2 separate regions of the Mus musculus genome follow, and region 1 is linked to region 2. The links are chromatin loops, found by intact Hi-C in ENCODE. Cell type or tissue: gastrocnemius. All regions are shown on one strand.

Evidence for each region. Peaks named below come from ENCODE experiments on the same cell type or tissue, not always from the same donor. Only the 100,000 strongest peaks of a DNase experiment are listed, where the experiment ranks them.
Region 1: it touches region 2 in a loop (2.5-fold over the local background); 4 of 42 quality-filtered maps call a loop at or near these places.

Annotation. Positions count from the first base shown.
Region 1 is chr1:134,955,878-134,963,877 of GRCm38, forward strand. Ppp1r12b (protein phosphatase 1, regulatory subunit 12B) reads right to left here and starts at 63. Exons shown (of 24, transcript NM_001368827.1): 1 at 1-63. It overlaps Ube2t (ubiquitin-conjugating enzyme E2T), which reads left to right and starts at 6,688. Exons shown (of 7, transcript NM_026024.3): 1 at 6,688-6,909. In gastrocnemius, CTCF peaks have their summits at 140, 4,976 (motif pointing left) and 7,135; DNase peaks (open chromatin) are centred at 97, 6,634 and 7,179; H3K4me3 peaks cover 2,247 bases; H3K27ac peaks cover 1,849 bases.
Region 2 is chr1:134,742,643-134,750,642 of GRCm38, forward strand. Syt2 (synaptotagmin II) reads left to right here. Exons shown (of 9, transcript NM_001355726.1): 4 at 868-987; 5 at 1,318-1,485; 6 at 1,742-1,909; 7 at 3,088-3,205; 8 at 4,112-4,245; 9 at 4,833-8,000. The coding sequence ends at 5,039. Among named protein-coding and RNA genes, the nearest start is that of Gm32670, 28 kb to the right of the region's middle. In gastrocnemius, a CTCF peak has its summit at 3,203; DNase peaks (open chromatin) are centred at 3,228, 5,045 and 7,485; H3K4me3 peaks cover 828 bases; H3K27ac peaks cover 1,516 bases.

The sequences.
Region 1 (8,000 bases), 210 kb after region 2:
GGGAATGAAGGCGGAGGCCCCCGCGCCGCCATCTTTACTCCTCCCGCTAGTAGCACCGCCCACATGCTCCCTTAGCTTCAGCACGCACGCGCTGCCCAACCCCGCGTCAGTACGGGACTTGTAGTAGGAGACCTGCCCTGAGGGCGCACTGGAGCCCTACGGGAACTACACATCCCTGGATGCATTACAAACCAGTCAAGGACAAGCTGCACCCTCCTCCGAGGGGGAATCTAGCACCTATGCCTGGAAGAAGCTGCAACTGTCTCCCAGACCGGTGGCATCCTCTTTCTCTAAGCATTTTGGGAATCGTAGTTTTTTTTATTGCTGCGATCACTAAGCTGAACTCCCTCCCTAATAGTCACTTAACACTTCAAGAGTGGAAAAAGCAGCAGTAATTACCCTTATTTTCTAGAAAAGAAGACTAAACATGAAGTAACAGAAGGATGATATTTCATGTCCTGTTTTTTTTTACATCTAGTTTTATTAACATGTATTAGTTATGAACGTGCATGGAGAAAAGTATGCATACACATACAGTATTATAGTTTTACATAAATTATTTTCAATATGACATTCACTCCAGGTCCAAAAAGATTCCTGACTGTTGAAATTTTTCATTTCACAAATTTCACACACACACACACACAAAATGTGAACACGATTAGGTCATCAGAAAAAAGAACTTTTATTATTTCCTAACAAATGAACACTTGCCCGTTGCTCATTTTCTATTGGAATAAACTAGGAATCAAATGTTGAAGAAATAAGTAATGCCAGGCAACTCACACCTGTAACCCCTGCACCCAGGTTGCCAGGAGTTTTAGAGCAACCTGGACTACACTGTGAGTTCAAGGTTAGCCTGGGCTACAGAGTGAAACCTGTCAAATCTATTCCCCTGTGAAAAACAAACCACAAAAGGCAAGACATTCAACGTCATCCTTTGCTGCATAGGCAGTTCCCGGTGGCCTGGACGACGTGACACTTAGTCTCAATAAAACAAAAGCTCTTTAACAAGTAATGAGATTTTCTTGGTAATTTGTCAACATGGAACCTCTTCTTATTAATAATTAAAATTACCCAAGTTCTCAAATAGAACTCTGCCAAATTGATAAGAGAGATATTGATACCAAGATAACGTAGGAACCAGGCATGGTGACACGCACCTGTTATCTTGGAGGATCAAGAGTCTGAGACCAGGCTGGCAAGATGGCTCAGCAGTTAAGAGCAATGACTGCTCCTCTGAAGGTCCTGATTTCAAATCCCAGCAACTACATGGGTTGACATGTCGACAAATTACCAAGAAAATCTCATTACTTGTTAAAAAGCTTTTGTTTTATTGAGACTAAGTGTCACGTCATCCAGGCCAGCCAGGAACTGCCTATGCAGCAAAGGATGACTTTGAACCAGATAGCTCACAACCATCTGTAATGAGATCTGATGCCCTCTTCTGGTGTGTCTGAAGACAGCTACAGTGTACTTACATATAGTAAAATAAATCTTGAGAGAGAGAGAGAGAGAGAGAGAGAGAGAGAGAGACCAGCCAAAGCAGCAGAAGGAGACTGCCTCAAATACAAACACATAGAGAAACTAGGAGAGATGATGTAGCCGTGAGCTTCTTGCAGCCCTCCTGCCCTGGTTTAATAGCACGGCCCTGGTAAACAACAGCCACTCAGTTTTGCATTTCACTGCTGCATCCTACTTTGCCAATAGACTGGCTTCTAGTAAGACCTTTTAAAGTAGGATAAAATTTTCAGGGACCAATAATGTTACACCTTGTGGGACTATGTTCTGTTTTGTTTGGTTTGAGATGGAGTCTCATTTACTCAGGCTGGTCAAAGATGAATGTGAGATCCTGATCCTCCTGCTTCCACTTCCCGTGGTTTGACTCTGTTCTTTTTGTATATTCTCTCTCTCTCTCTCTCTCTCTCTCTCTCTCTCTCTCTCTCTCTCTCTCTCTCTCTCTCTCTCTCTCCCTTCCTCCCTTCCCCTCTCCCTTCCTCCCTCCTCCCCCCTCTGTCCTTTCTTTCATTCTTTATTTAAATTACTGTTTTTTGAGAATGGTTCTCTACTGTTTAGGTTGTCAAGAACCCCATGATATTCCTCCCACTTTGGCCTCCCAAGGGCCAGGAATAAGCCACCATATTTTGTTTTGTTTTTTTATAAGCTTAAAATTTAACAATAACTCAGTCTTGGGGCTGGGGATGTACCTTAGTTTTCAGAATGATGGTCTGACATAAACCAGTCAAAAACATTTGTCTGTGGGCTGGAGAGGTGGCTCAGGGGTTAAGAGCACTGACTGCTCTGCCAGAGGTCCTGAGTTCAAATCCCAGCAACCACATAGTGGCTCACAACCATCTGTAATGGGATCCGAGGCACTCTTCTGGTGTGTCTGAAGACACCTGCAATGTATTCGTGTATATATAAGGAATAAATAAATCTTTTAAAAAGTTTTTGTCTGTAATTATAGCACTCTGAACGTGGGAGCAAATGGATCAGAAATTCAAAGCTATCTTTCTGTAGGGGGGTTGAGGCCACCCTATCAACGTGCTGGGGCAGGGCCCTGGCAATACATGAATCTTTACATTTTTTTAAGAGTATTTAAGAAACTTAAGCTATCAAACTTGTTCAGTGAGCTGACAGTATACATTTATTCTTTGAAATTTTTGGTTGGGTGAAGGTGATTTGGGAAAAAACAAACAAACATAGCTTTAATTTTAAGTAAGAAAACCTTTTCAAGTTTACAGAGACAGATGTTTTATAGTATAGTTTTTGACTGATGTAGTTAAAGCAATTAAGATAATAATAATTATTATTGTTCTTACGAACCACATAGCTGGAAGATACATTTCTCTCCAATTAGGTGGGTATGCACTTAAATTATCTAAAGAATTAAGCCTTTTATGCTTTCTGTAAAAGTCTCCAAAGAAAGTGTTATCCTCTTACTTCTACAAGAAAAAAGAAAAAAACAAATACTCCAGTTACAGTAAGAAAGTAGTGTTCTCCCTGTTTCTGGAACCTCCCACTGTCGAGACTGATTTTTTCTGAGACAGCGTCTCTTTTGCCGTAGGCTGAACCTGTGCTTTTATGAGTAGCAAATGCTAACACCTAGCTCCTTTTATTTTATCATTTCCTCAGCTACACTATAAAGTAGGAAAAGGTTATTTTAGTCAATCTATCTTATTTACTGAGTTCTATTGCCCTAGGGGTGTACCCTGTATGACTACTCCTGTCTTTATACTGCATTTCACTGCACTTTTAGAGAGCTCTCAGTATATTGTATAAAGAGGCTTAGAGTCTGTTACCAATTCTCCTGGTCAGTCAGACTTTGTCAATTACTTCTGTTTATTCTGCACCAATTATACTGTTTGAGTTTGCTTAGGGATGGATACCCCAAGAAGATTCCTGAATTCATAGCCTCATTTAGAAATTTCTAGCTTTTGATTATCTGAGCTTATCACAATCTCCGGGGCATAAGGAAGACTTCCAAGTAGTGTCCAGATAAAGTTGTTTCCCTAAAAGCAGAAAGGATTCTCCAAAAAAAAAAAAAAAAAAAAAGACTCAGACATAATTTTCTCAGGTAAAGACATCAAATGAACCATAATGCAGAAAGCCCCTAAGAGTGCAGCAGGCAGTCACCAAAACCTAAAAGTGAGAGGCAGAACTACAGCCATGGCAGCGCAGCGCTCGGCACAGCCTGGATGGAACTGTGTCAAACAGCTGTGCTGGCTTCATGACTTGCGTCATTTCCTATGACTGTGCCAGTGTATTGATTTGTGTGTACCTGCACGAGTATCTGCTCACAGGTAGGTGTGAGTACACACCAATGCCAGAAGAGGGCATCAATCCCTGGGTTCTGAAGGTACAGGTATTTGTTGGACCCCAACTCGATAAATAGGCGCTGGGATCTGAACGTAGGTCCTCGAGATTGAATAGCAAATATTCTCCCTACTAAGACAAACTCAGCAGCCTGCTAATAAAACATGTGTAACTACCAGTTAAGTCCAAACAAACAATCCTGTGTACAAATAAAATACATTTTAGAAAATATTTTCAAAAATATCTGGTCTAGGGAGATGGTTCAACAGGTAAGAGTATTTGCTGTGCAAGCATGAGTACCTGGGTTTGAGTCCCCAGCACCAACATAAAAAGCCAAGCACAGCTGATTGTACCTACAGCTGATAGCTCCTGCACTAGGAAATACATGGTGACTCACGAGAGCTGGCAGGCCAGCCAGCCTAGTTGCTGGCTTCAATGTGCTTCTGGATCTGTGAGAGACCCTCTCCTCAGGGAATAGGTTATAGAGAAATAGAGGAAGATCCCCACCATGACGGACTCAGAAGAGCTACCAAGGTGCATCTGCTTACCTACACACTCAGGTAGACACAACCCACACATACCACACACTACACTCATCCACTGAATAAATAACTGGGCCAATCCAGATTTTTATCAAGTAATAATTTTCCATATTCATACTTTAATTGCAACATTAGAACACTCTACTTTTAAAGATAATGACAAGCTTGCCATGGTGGCACATGTTTATAATCCTAACACTTAGAAGACAGAGGCAAGAGGATTGGGAGTTCAAGTCTGGCCTTGAGGTCAGCTTGAGCTATATGGGACCTTGCCTCAAATGAACAAAATAAAATAAATAGTGATGATACCTAGGCAGGAGGATTGTTGTGAGTTTGAGGACAGCCTGGGGTTTAGAATGAGGCCTTTGCCAAAAAGAAAAAAAAATCCTAAATTAGGGTACACACATTTGAGCCAAGAACTTGGTAGGCAAAGGCAGACAGATCTCTATGAGGCCGGCCTGGTCTAAATAGCTCCTGGCCAACTAGGGCTGCATCGCGAGACCCTGTCTCAAAAAGAAACCCTAAATTAATTAATTAAAAGTTTAAAAATAACATTTAGAGCACTCTTGTTGGCCTCTATTCCCACCAGTTAACATACCTCCCTCTGGTGGACAAATGGAAACTGTGTCGATAGAATGGGACCCTTTCTCTCTCTGTCTTTTCCCTCCTTTCCTTTGATCCAACTCATTACGGTCTGTGCTATTTCTAAGAGACATTTTTAACTCTGTGTTTTTCAAAGAACCATCCAAGGAAGTTTCTATTTCAAGACAGGACTAATACGGTCACTGTCGGAGTAGGGACAAGAAAAGATGCTGAGGAGATTAGATATCATTAGATAGTATGAATGGCAGTAGTAAAATAAGCAGTAATCCCAAATGGTAAGCGAAAACACTTCACTGCAACAAAGAAATCCTAACCATGAATACAGAACCGCAACAGCAGACTGAAAAGCACGTCAGACTGTTGCATGACTATCGTTCAGAAGTCTGTAAGTTTGCAGAATTCACTATCTACCCTCTGGCTCAGTCCTACAACTAAATTGGGGAAGCCCAGAGCAGAGTCAGTCAGAGTCCTAATGAGTCTGAGGGTCTCCAGAAGACAAAACACACCATAAAAACCTCCATGAGGAACCAGCTGTAGCTTAACATCAGTTTGGACTAAATGCAGACATCACCGCGGTAGCCAAAATTATATTAGCTTCGAAGTTCAGAAAGACCGACTGCTAGGTCTATGCTATGGAGCTGTACAAAAAGCTAGGAGCAGTGAAAGAGAAAGGTGATTCCTTGATTGATTTCTGGTCCCACCCCCAGGGTTCCCAGAGTTGAAACCAATTCCAGTTCTGCTGAGTCTCAGGTCTTAAGCTTTCCTTTCTCTCCCAAGGACTACCCACTTTTGGCACTCGCAGCTGTGCCCTCAAAGCTGACTTGGCTATAATCATGCACTTGGTTGCTTAGAAAATACCTTTCTAGAGGTGGAAGAGCGCTTGAAAGTCATTTATTCCGTGGTTGGTGTGTGACTCAAAGGGATCAAAGGCTGGCACAGTATGTAGGAAGAGCGGGCTTGTTTTCAGGGAGAGGGAGGGGGAAATCCTTAACTTCCTCACAGTGCAGAGGATCTCTTGCGTTAACCCCTAACAGGTTGAAGCTTCCATATGAACATTTCCAGTGGTGGAGAAATTTACTCCATCCACTTTACTCTTCAGAGTCCTGATGGAATGCTTTGTTCACCAGAATTATAAATTAAAAAAAAAAATCTTTTTTCATCTGGAGGAAATCTATGTACCCAAGGCTGGTCTCAAATTCTCACCTTTTTATTTCAACATGCCTGCGCGACCGTGCTCGGCTAACTTGTATCTTTAGACTACTGATCTTAAATGAAGTTGTAAAGTTTCCCCTGTCATTGCTTAAAGCCTGGGTGACCTGGTAGCCATTGGGAAGCTGCGTAGGAGTGCCAGGAGTCTCAGGCTAGCCTGAGCTACATAGCAAATTCCAAGCTAAGCAAGGGTTGCATCGCGAGACCCCGTTCCACAGAACCACAACAAAGATATAAAGGCAGCTACTCAGCAGTCACTTCTCCAGATTAAGCGTGTCCAGTTGCCTTTTTTTTTTCCTCTCCTGTAGATGACTTCCCAGCCTTCCCAGCTCACAGTCGATTTACAAACAAGACCACAGCGGGAACTGAGAATTCCGGATACGCGTGCGCGCGCCAATTTGAGCGGTGCGTGAGCGGACGCAAGCTCTGAGCGGTGGCCAATAGGCGGGCGCGCGCCTCCCCCAGGTTTGCTGCGGACCAATCACAGTCCTCTCCTGGAAGGGGGTGGAGTCATTCCAACGGTCTCCGCGGTTCCGCGTGAGCACAGCAGAGGCGCGCCGCGGTAAGTGGGGCTGCTGACGGGTGCTGCGAGTGCCACCTGAGGGAACGAGCCCGAGGTCACGGAGAGTCTGGGGAAGGAGTCCCGTTTCTACCCGAGCGGCCCTGGGAGGAACACGGCGGGGAGAGCGAACCGCCCTGGGCGCGCCAAGGCTACCTCCAGCATCTGCCACCTACCCAGGTTCTGTGCATTGATTATTTATTTACCTCAGGCCTGGGACACAAAGAATTTTACGAAGAGTCAGTGCAGTTGTAAAAAGCTTACGTTTGCGGGGAGTGGTTACTGGAAAAGAGGCTAACAACGCCGGTTTAAAAAAAATTAAAAGGAAAATATCTTTTGAAGCCGTAGTGTAAGGAACTCTGTTATGGTTGTTTGGTTGAGGGTTTCGTTTTGTTTGTGAGACAGGTGTCGCTGTAGCCCAGGCTGACCTGGAACTGACTTCTACCTAGGCGCCTCCAGTGTCTATGCCCCCAAGCCCCGGCTCTGTGAAAACCCTTTATATTCATAAAATACATGATAACACATGGCTTTTATACCAAAGGACTTTTTAATTTTTTATTTACTTTTCTTGTATATGAGTGTTTGTCTGCATGTATGTATACACACCACGGGTATGCCTGGTGCCCTCGGAGGCACAGGACGGTGTTAGTTATGAGATGTCAGATGGATGTTGGGAATTGAATCTGGGTCCTCTGGAAGAGCTGCCAGTGCTCTTAACAGCTAAGCCATCTCTCACCCGAGAAGACTTTGTATATACCAATTGTTATCATAGTCTCATGGCTTCTTTGAGAGAAACTGCCTTTTTCCCCCTCGTTCTAATTTGATTAGCATGCCTTTCCACTATGTTCTTATTTTATATAAAGATACAGTTTACAGTTGTAGGTAGTTTTATTGTAATTGATTGCCCAAAGACAACTTTGAGGAGAGCGTTCTCTCCTACTGTGGATTGCTGGGATTGAATCAAGTTGTCAGGCCTGTGCAGCAAGGGCTTTAACCCGCTGAACTGTTTTTCTAGTCCCCTGTATTTACAAGAGTTTTGTTTCGTTTTACTGAAAATAGTCCTTCAGATTTCTGTATAAAATAGCAATGCTTTGGCTGAACAAGTCATGGGGAGAAAGTCAGTAAGCAGCAGCCCTCTGTGGCCTCTGCATCAGCTCCTGCCTCCAGGTTCCTGTCCTGTTTAAGTTCCTGGCCTGCCTTCTTCCTTCAGCAGTATACTGTGATGTAGAAGTGTAAGCCAAATACTGCCCCCCCACCCAACACACACAATG
Region 2 (8,000 bases):
AGAAGCCAAGGGACAGGATGGCCTCTGAATGCTTGTGTGTCCGTGTGCCTATTGGACCTCAAAGCCTGCAGTGTGTTGTCCGTGTGCCTATTGGACCTCAAAGCCTGCAGTGTGTGTGTGTGTGCACGCATGTGTGCACGTGCACATGGATGATGTATATGTTTGCCCATGTATTAGTATGCATATGCTTATATGTCTGAGTACGTTTACCCATGTGTGTTTCTGTGTATATACATATGTGTGTGCATGCATGTGCGTGTGTTAGTGTGTATATGCATGTATGCATGGGTATGTGCATGCATGTTTGTTCCTGTGTATATACATGTGTGTGTGTGCAAGCATGTGTGCATGCAGCCCAGCCTGAACTCACCAAGCAGCCATGACTTCAGGGCTCGTGTGAGTGGAAGGATTTTCTCTTATACCACTTCCTTCTCTTTCTGCCTCTTGGACTCGTCCTGTTCCTGACTGGACTGCAATCCTGGTATGTCTCATCCAGGTTGGGTAAATCTGATCTGGGCAAAGGACTGAGAGGGTTTTACAAGGGAAGTGAGCCCCCTGTCTCTAGAAGCTGTTTAGCCTGTGGTGTGGTGCCTGGCCCCACAGGGAGGAGAGATTCTTGCCCAAGCCAGAGTCATGTCTTCCTAGTATGGGGCTGTAGAGGAGCTGAGCCCAGCTTAGGCCTCTCTCCTCCCCTCGAATGTTGGTTTCTATTGCCTGCCTTGTACCCTAAGCCTGTGGATCTTCCCACAGCATCCCTGGAAGTGCTCCGAGTCACACTTTGGGGGCTTTGGGGTGGCTTCTGCTGTCTTTGTGAAGGGCTGTTCTGCCTTCTCCTTTAAACTTTCTTCCTACCTGCAGCCTTCCTAGGATGACGATGATGCAGAGACAGGCCTGACTGAAGGAGAAGGTGAAGGCGAGGAGGAGAAAGAGCCAGAGAACCTGGGCAAATTGCAGTTTTCTCTGGACTATGATTTCCAGGCCAACCAGGTGTGTGGGCCTGGGGAATGGGGATGGGGTGTGGGTCGAAGCGGTTACCCTAGAGACAGGTAGGCCGTGTGTGTCTTTCTGTGGAGTGGGACAGTTGGAAGCCACAGGACATATATATCTTTAACCTTGACCTTGGCTTCCGCCATAATCCTCTACTGGGGAAAGTCTTTTAGATGAACTCTGCTATTAACTTACTGGCTGAACTCGGCCCAGCCCCACTCCCAAGATTCCCACTTGGGGTGAGGCTGGGGCGTTGGCAGGAGCCCGGTCTGGGACTAGATCAGGTGCTGGAGCAGCCCAGAGGCTCAGACACATCCTCTTTCTCCACAGCTCACCGTGGGTGTCCTGCAGGCTGCGGAACTCCCAGCCCTGGACATGGGTGGCACATCAGACCCTTATGTCAAAGTCTTCCTCCTCCCAGACAAGAAGAAGAAATATGAGACTAAGGTGCATCGGAAGACGCTGAACCCAGCCTTCAATGAGACATTCACTTTCAAGGTGATGGAACCCGACGACTCTATCTCACTCTGCCCCTGGTTTCTGCACACCTTGCCCTGGTCCCCAGCCGTGGCTGGAGCCCTGGGATATGCTCAGTATGGCACAGACTGTATGTAGTATCCTCCCTTCCATCTTACCCGCTGGTTTTTACAGTCTGCCTGGTACCTGTGAGCAACACAGGCCTACGCTCCTGGTGTCTTCCCATAGCGTCCTCTGGAAGTGACGAAGCCACTTTGACCCAGTCTGTCCTTTACAGGTGCCATACCAGGAGTTAGGAGGCAAGACCCTGGTGATGGCAATCTATGACTTTGACCGCTTCTCTAAGCATGACATCATCGGGGAGGTGAAGGTACCCATGAACACAGTGGACCTTGGCCAGCCCATCGAGGAATGGAGAGACCTACAAGGCGGAGAGAAGGAAGAGGTAAGGGTGGCGAGACCAGGCTTCTCACTGTTGGCTGAGGCTTGCCCACCACATGTGTGACAGGGGGAGTGGCGGTTTGAGTCAGGTCTGCTGGTGAAGACTCCAGCTCCCCACAGCCTGGCTGATGATCCAGGAGAAGCTAATTAACCCGAGGCTTTGGCACCTTCCTTCAGATGGTTCCAGCTGGGAATTAACTGCCCATCTCAAGTACCTTGTACAGCTCCTGGTGTCTGTCAAGCAAGCCATGAAATATAAGGACGACATTATCATTTTTCCTTTTAAGGTCCCACTGCCCATCAGACTCTGTGCCTCAGTTTACCCACCAGAAAAGCCAGCCTTGATTCGATAGGATTCTCAGTGTTTGGCTTATCTTCTAGCTACAGCAACCAACCCCTCATCTGCTGTGTGCCAGAACTCCCATTCCAGCTACTTTGCCAGCACGGGTGACCCGTTTCAGCCTGCACGGTGCTCAGTAAAGGTGCAGGATAGATGGGGCTTTGCCTGTTGTTAGAGGTGAGGGTCTGCATACCTGAAGGAGGGCATGAATGGTTGGTCTTATCCTTACCTTGGCGGCCCCATCTCTGAGAAACTGGGTGTCAGCGGAGCCTTAGGTCAGGAGTCCAGAGACCTTTCCTGCCCAAAGCTATGCTGCTGTCTGACTCTGAGGAACAGGTCTCCCTGGTAACCTGGATTTCTTGTTGGTTACAAAGTGTCCTTGCCTTGTCACACAAAGGTTTAAGTGACATAATATATGGAGAGGGAAGTGCTCTGAGAACCACATCGCCCTGCAAGCCTCGTAGCTGATATCGAAGGATGGCGGGGGTAGGGGTGATCAGGGAAGAAGCTCACTAACCACTAGGCCACCCAGACTTGCTTCTTGTGCCCCTTTCACAGAGCCTGGTGGGGATCGGAGCATACCCTACATCCACCAGGCCTGTCAGGTCCCTCCGCTATAGCCTGTCCTCTGCCTTCTTGAACGCCAGCTTCCCCAGGCCATGGCTGTGAACTGCAGTGTGAGGTAGTGATGTTGGAAGCTGGAGACCACCTCTGCTACAGACATGGGAGCTGACAACTAGGCAGAAGTCACTGCTTTGCCAGTCTTGCCGACATGGGGTCAGCCACACTAGAGGCCATTGGATAGCTGAAGTGACCTAAATCCTGCTTCTTTCCCTGGACAGCCAGAGAAGTTGGGTGACATCTGTACCTCCTTGCGCTACGTGCCCACAGCTGGGAAGCTCACCGTCTGTATCCTGGAGGCCAAGAACCTGAAGAAGATGGATGTAGGGGGCCTTTCAGGTGATGCAGAACCACTGGGAGCCAGTGTGTGGCAGCAGTGAGCCAGTCACTACTTTAACCCCCCCCCCCCCCCCTCCGCCCGGGGAAGAAGAGAAAGTCTTACCCAGTCCACCCCCACCTGCCTGTCCATATCTGAGTGTCTTCTCACAAATAACCCTCTGGCCACACTCCATGGGCTATGGAGGAAAAGGCAGAAGAAGAATTTCGTTCTCCAAATGAGCTAACGACACAGAACTTTTCTTAGGAAGAGTCAGAAGTGGCAGGGCAGGGCTTAACCCAAAGTCAGTCTTTCTGCCATGCCACAAGAGTAGGGGATATTTTTCCAGAAGGGGCTACAGGCTCTGCCATCTCTGTTCCGAAAGATGCTGTTGGTTTCAGAGTTACCTGACATAGGGCTAACGTGGCATAGGGCTAGCCTGTGCCACAGGATGCAATGGTAAAGCCTCCTACCTCTGCTGAGCCTCCTCAGCCTTATAGCTGGGGTTTGGCTCTGTCACTGACCAAACCTATGCCCTTGGCTGGATCATTTCCCTTGTGCGTCCTCAGACTCTCCCTGGTCAGTTTAGGAAGACTGGATATGCAGGGTCAGGACTTGGCAGAAGTGTGCTTTGCCTTTCAGTCACCTCCCAGCCCAGGCACCTTTCCAGGTAGTCCCCACCCTTCCTTACAAGGCCTTTCTTAAACTCAGAAGTTCCCCTAACTTTGTGCACTAGGAGCCTAAAAGTGAACAGTTAGAGATAGCCCAATACCTTTCCTACCCGCGACCCAGATGACCCCTCTGCTTCTGGGACTTCCTGTCCCTCCTCTGGGCTTCCTAGGGGCCTGGCTCCAGCAGGGTGGAGACCTGGGGACACTAGGAGGGCCGTTGGAGCTGAGGTATCGCTTGGGTGGGGACTCTCTCTGCAGACCCCTATGTGAAGATCCACCTGATGCAGAACGGTAAGAGACTCAAGAAGAAGAAGACGACAGTGAAGAAGAAGACCCTGAACCCCTACTTCAACGAGTCCTTCAGCTTCGAGATCCCCTTTGAGCAGATCCAGGTGCTAAGCCTTGAGGGCCTTGGGTTCTTGGGCTCTGAGCTAACCAGACAAGCATGGGGCGTTAGAGGTCAGCCATGGGCCGGGTACGTTCCAGTGGGAAGGATCTGGATCTGACAGTGCTGGGATGGGACCCTGTAGAGGACCCTTTTGAAGGGCCTCCATTACCTGAACATGAACTGATTTTAAAAAGTTACATATTTTTGTATATCCATACCATTTACAGTATAGACTGACAGGAGAGAATATGTATTTAAAAAGTCATTTGTATTTGAGGAACACTTGCGTGTTTTTTTATTATGTGTCCACTGACCTCATTAGAGGCCACTCCCCTTCCATAAGGTCTTACAGTGCCTAGAGCACTGTGTATGTTCAAGTACACCCACTGGCAGGAATATATAGGTTGCTTACCAAAAAAAGAAAAAAAAAAAGTGGTGGCCTCTACACTGAAATTTAATTGGAGTTGGACTGGAAGCCAGAAACCAGGAGGCACTTCCTTATCATTTGTAGTGCACAGTGGCAGAGGAGAGGGCATGTCACTGGCTCCCACTTCTCCTTTGAAGTCCTTCCTTCCTTTGCTTGCCTTGCAGAAAGTCCAGGTGGTCGTCACCGTGCTAGACTACGACAAACTGGGCAAGAATGAAGCCATCGGAAAGATCTTTGTAGGCAGCAACGCCACAGGCACCGAGTTGCGGCACTGGTCCGACATGCTGGCCAACCCTCGGAGGCCCATTGCCCAGTGGCACTCTCTTAAGCCTGAGGAAGAAGTGGATGCTCTTCTGGGCAAGAACAAGTAGGCTCCAGCGGCCGGGGCCACGCCCCTAAGGAGCCACGCCCCCGAGGCGCCACGCCCCCTGAGGACACTGACGAGATCCAGAGCTATCAATACCTCAGTTACGCGACCTTAGAGGTTTCTTCATTTGTTTGCGGTGTGTCCTGTTTTTCCTTCCTTTTTCTCTTTTTAAAGACCAACTTCCTTTTGGTGGCTGTGTGAAGAGAGTCCCCTAAGAGGTGAAAGAAAAGCCTGGCTCTGTTATTGACCCCGGAGCGGCCCTTGTTGCATGCCCTTTCACGGTTTCCCCCTTACCCCAAGTGGGGCCCTCTACTGTCAGACAGTTGAAGCACTAACTGCTTTTCCTGGGTTTTGGACCAACAACATGGCAAGCACATTCTGTTTCTTGACTGTGAAGGCAACATAGTGGCCAGCATTGTGTGTGTGTGTGTGTGTGTGTGTGTGTGTGTGTGTGTGTGTGTACACCTGTATGTGCCCATCCATCCCCATCTGCCTGTTTTGAACATCTCTCTTCATTTTCTGGAATGAGTCATGGACAGTGAAGCCATGTGAGAGGAGAATGTCTTCAGAGACTCCAAGGGAAAGCAAGCCCACTGCCTAAGCGGTCAGATGCCAGAAGAGAGCTTGCGGATGGCCATTTGGAAGGCGGCGAGATGTGATACTGGATGGGTTCAGAACTGGGACCAAAGCCCTTGATGCCATCATAGACACCCTCTTGTCAGTCATGGCTTTCCCCCCTGGAGTGGGGTTTTGGGGACATTCGTGGAAATCAACTATTCACCAGATTTGCCAGACTCTACCAGGGACTGCCAGCCCTGGGATGTCACTCCTGTTGACAACATCAAACTTTGAAGAAACAGAAGTCCCATTACTCAGAAAGCCTAGAATTAAGCTCCTGGATCTTTGCCTCGTCCCTCGTCCCTGCAGAGTACAAGCAGCGCGGTCATTTGCATTCACGCACCATCTTGCTTTTGCCTCTGTTTCCCTTTTTGTGTAAGTGGAAAAATACCATCTGAAGACAAGTGCTTTGCACAGAGCCAGAGACCTGTTAAGGGGATGCTTGGGTTTTAGTTCCCTTGAGGTCCAGGTAAGGAGGAGGTGTCAAGAAGGGGAGCTTGGGTGGACAGTGACAAACTGGAGAGTGCAGAGCTCCTCGCAACTCCCATTCCTGACCCTCTGGACCCTTTGACCCTCAGTGATGGTAGCTGGAGTGGCCCCGGCCAAACTGTGGAGAGGCCCCACGCTTCCGTTCCTTAGAGACAGTTTTCTTGGAATGCCAGGAAACACGGGGCATTCATTTCAAATGGGCGGTGGAGAAAATGTGCTAAGGTTTGCATCCTGTGTTTAGTTTGTGTTTCCTTCCCTGTCCCCTACTTGTCCCTAGCATTGATTAAAAAGCCATATATATGTTAGTCAGGCTTGCACTAAGTACCCTTCCCAACCTGCAGCCTGGGCAGGGGGCTTAGGCTCCCTGTAGCCAGAGGCTGCTCCTTTCCCTTGGTCTTGGATTTGTTCTTGAATCTCTCAGGCCCTTGTTTTCTTATCACAGAAAAGATACAGCTTTTCTGAAGCCGGCAGGGGTGGTGGACACGCTCTTCAACAGCAAATGTGTCAGGACATCTGCTCTGCCCCACCTGGGCCCTTCCGTTTCTTGTAGGACTCAGAGATGGATGGTGTTGTAGAGTTTGAGAACCCAGCATGGAGAAGCTGCAGTGGCTTCATTTTAATTTTAGTGAAAATGCATATGTGGGTTTGCTTTGCTTTTTTGTTTTTGTTTTTTTGTTTTGGTTTAAGTAGGGAGTGAGGTATCACTTCTACCAGAAACAGAACTGTGAAGTAGGTTTGACCTGCCTCTCTTTTAGAGACCCTTTTTGCTATTGGCCCTTGGTACCTGGGAAATTGTGTATTTCATACACTATCTGTATGTGTGTTTATGCTAAACACTGAGGAAGGAGGACTCTGGTAGGATTATGGGCTGTAGTCCTTGGGACCAGAGTTCTGGTCATGGTAGAACATTGTTGGGCATCGGGTACACTCAGAGTTCAGGTGGTTAGAGAGTGTCAGGGTCCTGGTATGGACATCTGAGGTCACCGGATTCTTTTCTGTGCAATCTTGGTGCTTTCCCGGTCCCTCCCCACTCTGGCTCTTCTCACCCACATTCCATGAAGCCTGTTCACAGACCCTCTCCCCAACAACCTCACCCTTCTTCCTGTGTTCTCCCGACCTTTCTCAATCACCTTTAAACTCCTGGGTTCTTCCCTACAAACCGCACTCAGCCCTTCCGTAGTCCATAGTCCTACTGCGCTGCGGATAGAGGGAAGGGAGGAACGGTGGATGCCTCTGTGGTTTGACTGTCCCTGGGCTTAGACACAGGCCAGAGCTCATTCCTTGTGGGCAGTCTGCCAGGGCTTTTGACTGATCACTAGTTTGGAGCCAGCATGGATGCTGGGAGAGGTTCTCCTCAGGCTTAAGGCTGGTCCTGGACGAGCCACCCAAGCAGATGGCACCTGTCCAGGTCCAGGGGCCAGGCAGGAACATGTTGAGGCTTAATTGTTTCTATACTGGGGGAGGGGGGAGGGCTGATATGATCCAAACCCCAGCACTGCATTCCAAACCTTCACTGCCACCTGGGGGGCGGGGTATAATTTCTGGGGATGTCAGGATCCTGGGGTATCAAGACTATGCAGAGACAGTCAATGTTTCTGGCTGGTAATGGATTCTGGATACTTCTGTGGATGCAAGTTTTTAATCCCAAAGAGAGGAAAGTATTTATTAGAGGGTTTATTTGTTTTGTTTTTTTGTTTTTTTGTTTTTAAAGAGAGCTTAAGACCATGAGTACCCACACTCCACTCAGGATCTGGGGGCTCATGTCCTCTCTGAATGATCCTCCCAGAGTGGAGCAACCTCTGCAGTGCTGGGGCCCTTGTGGGGACTTAGAAACAAAGGCTAAGGCCTGGGGACGAGG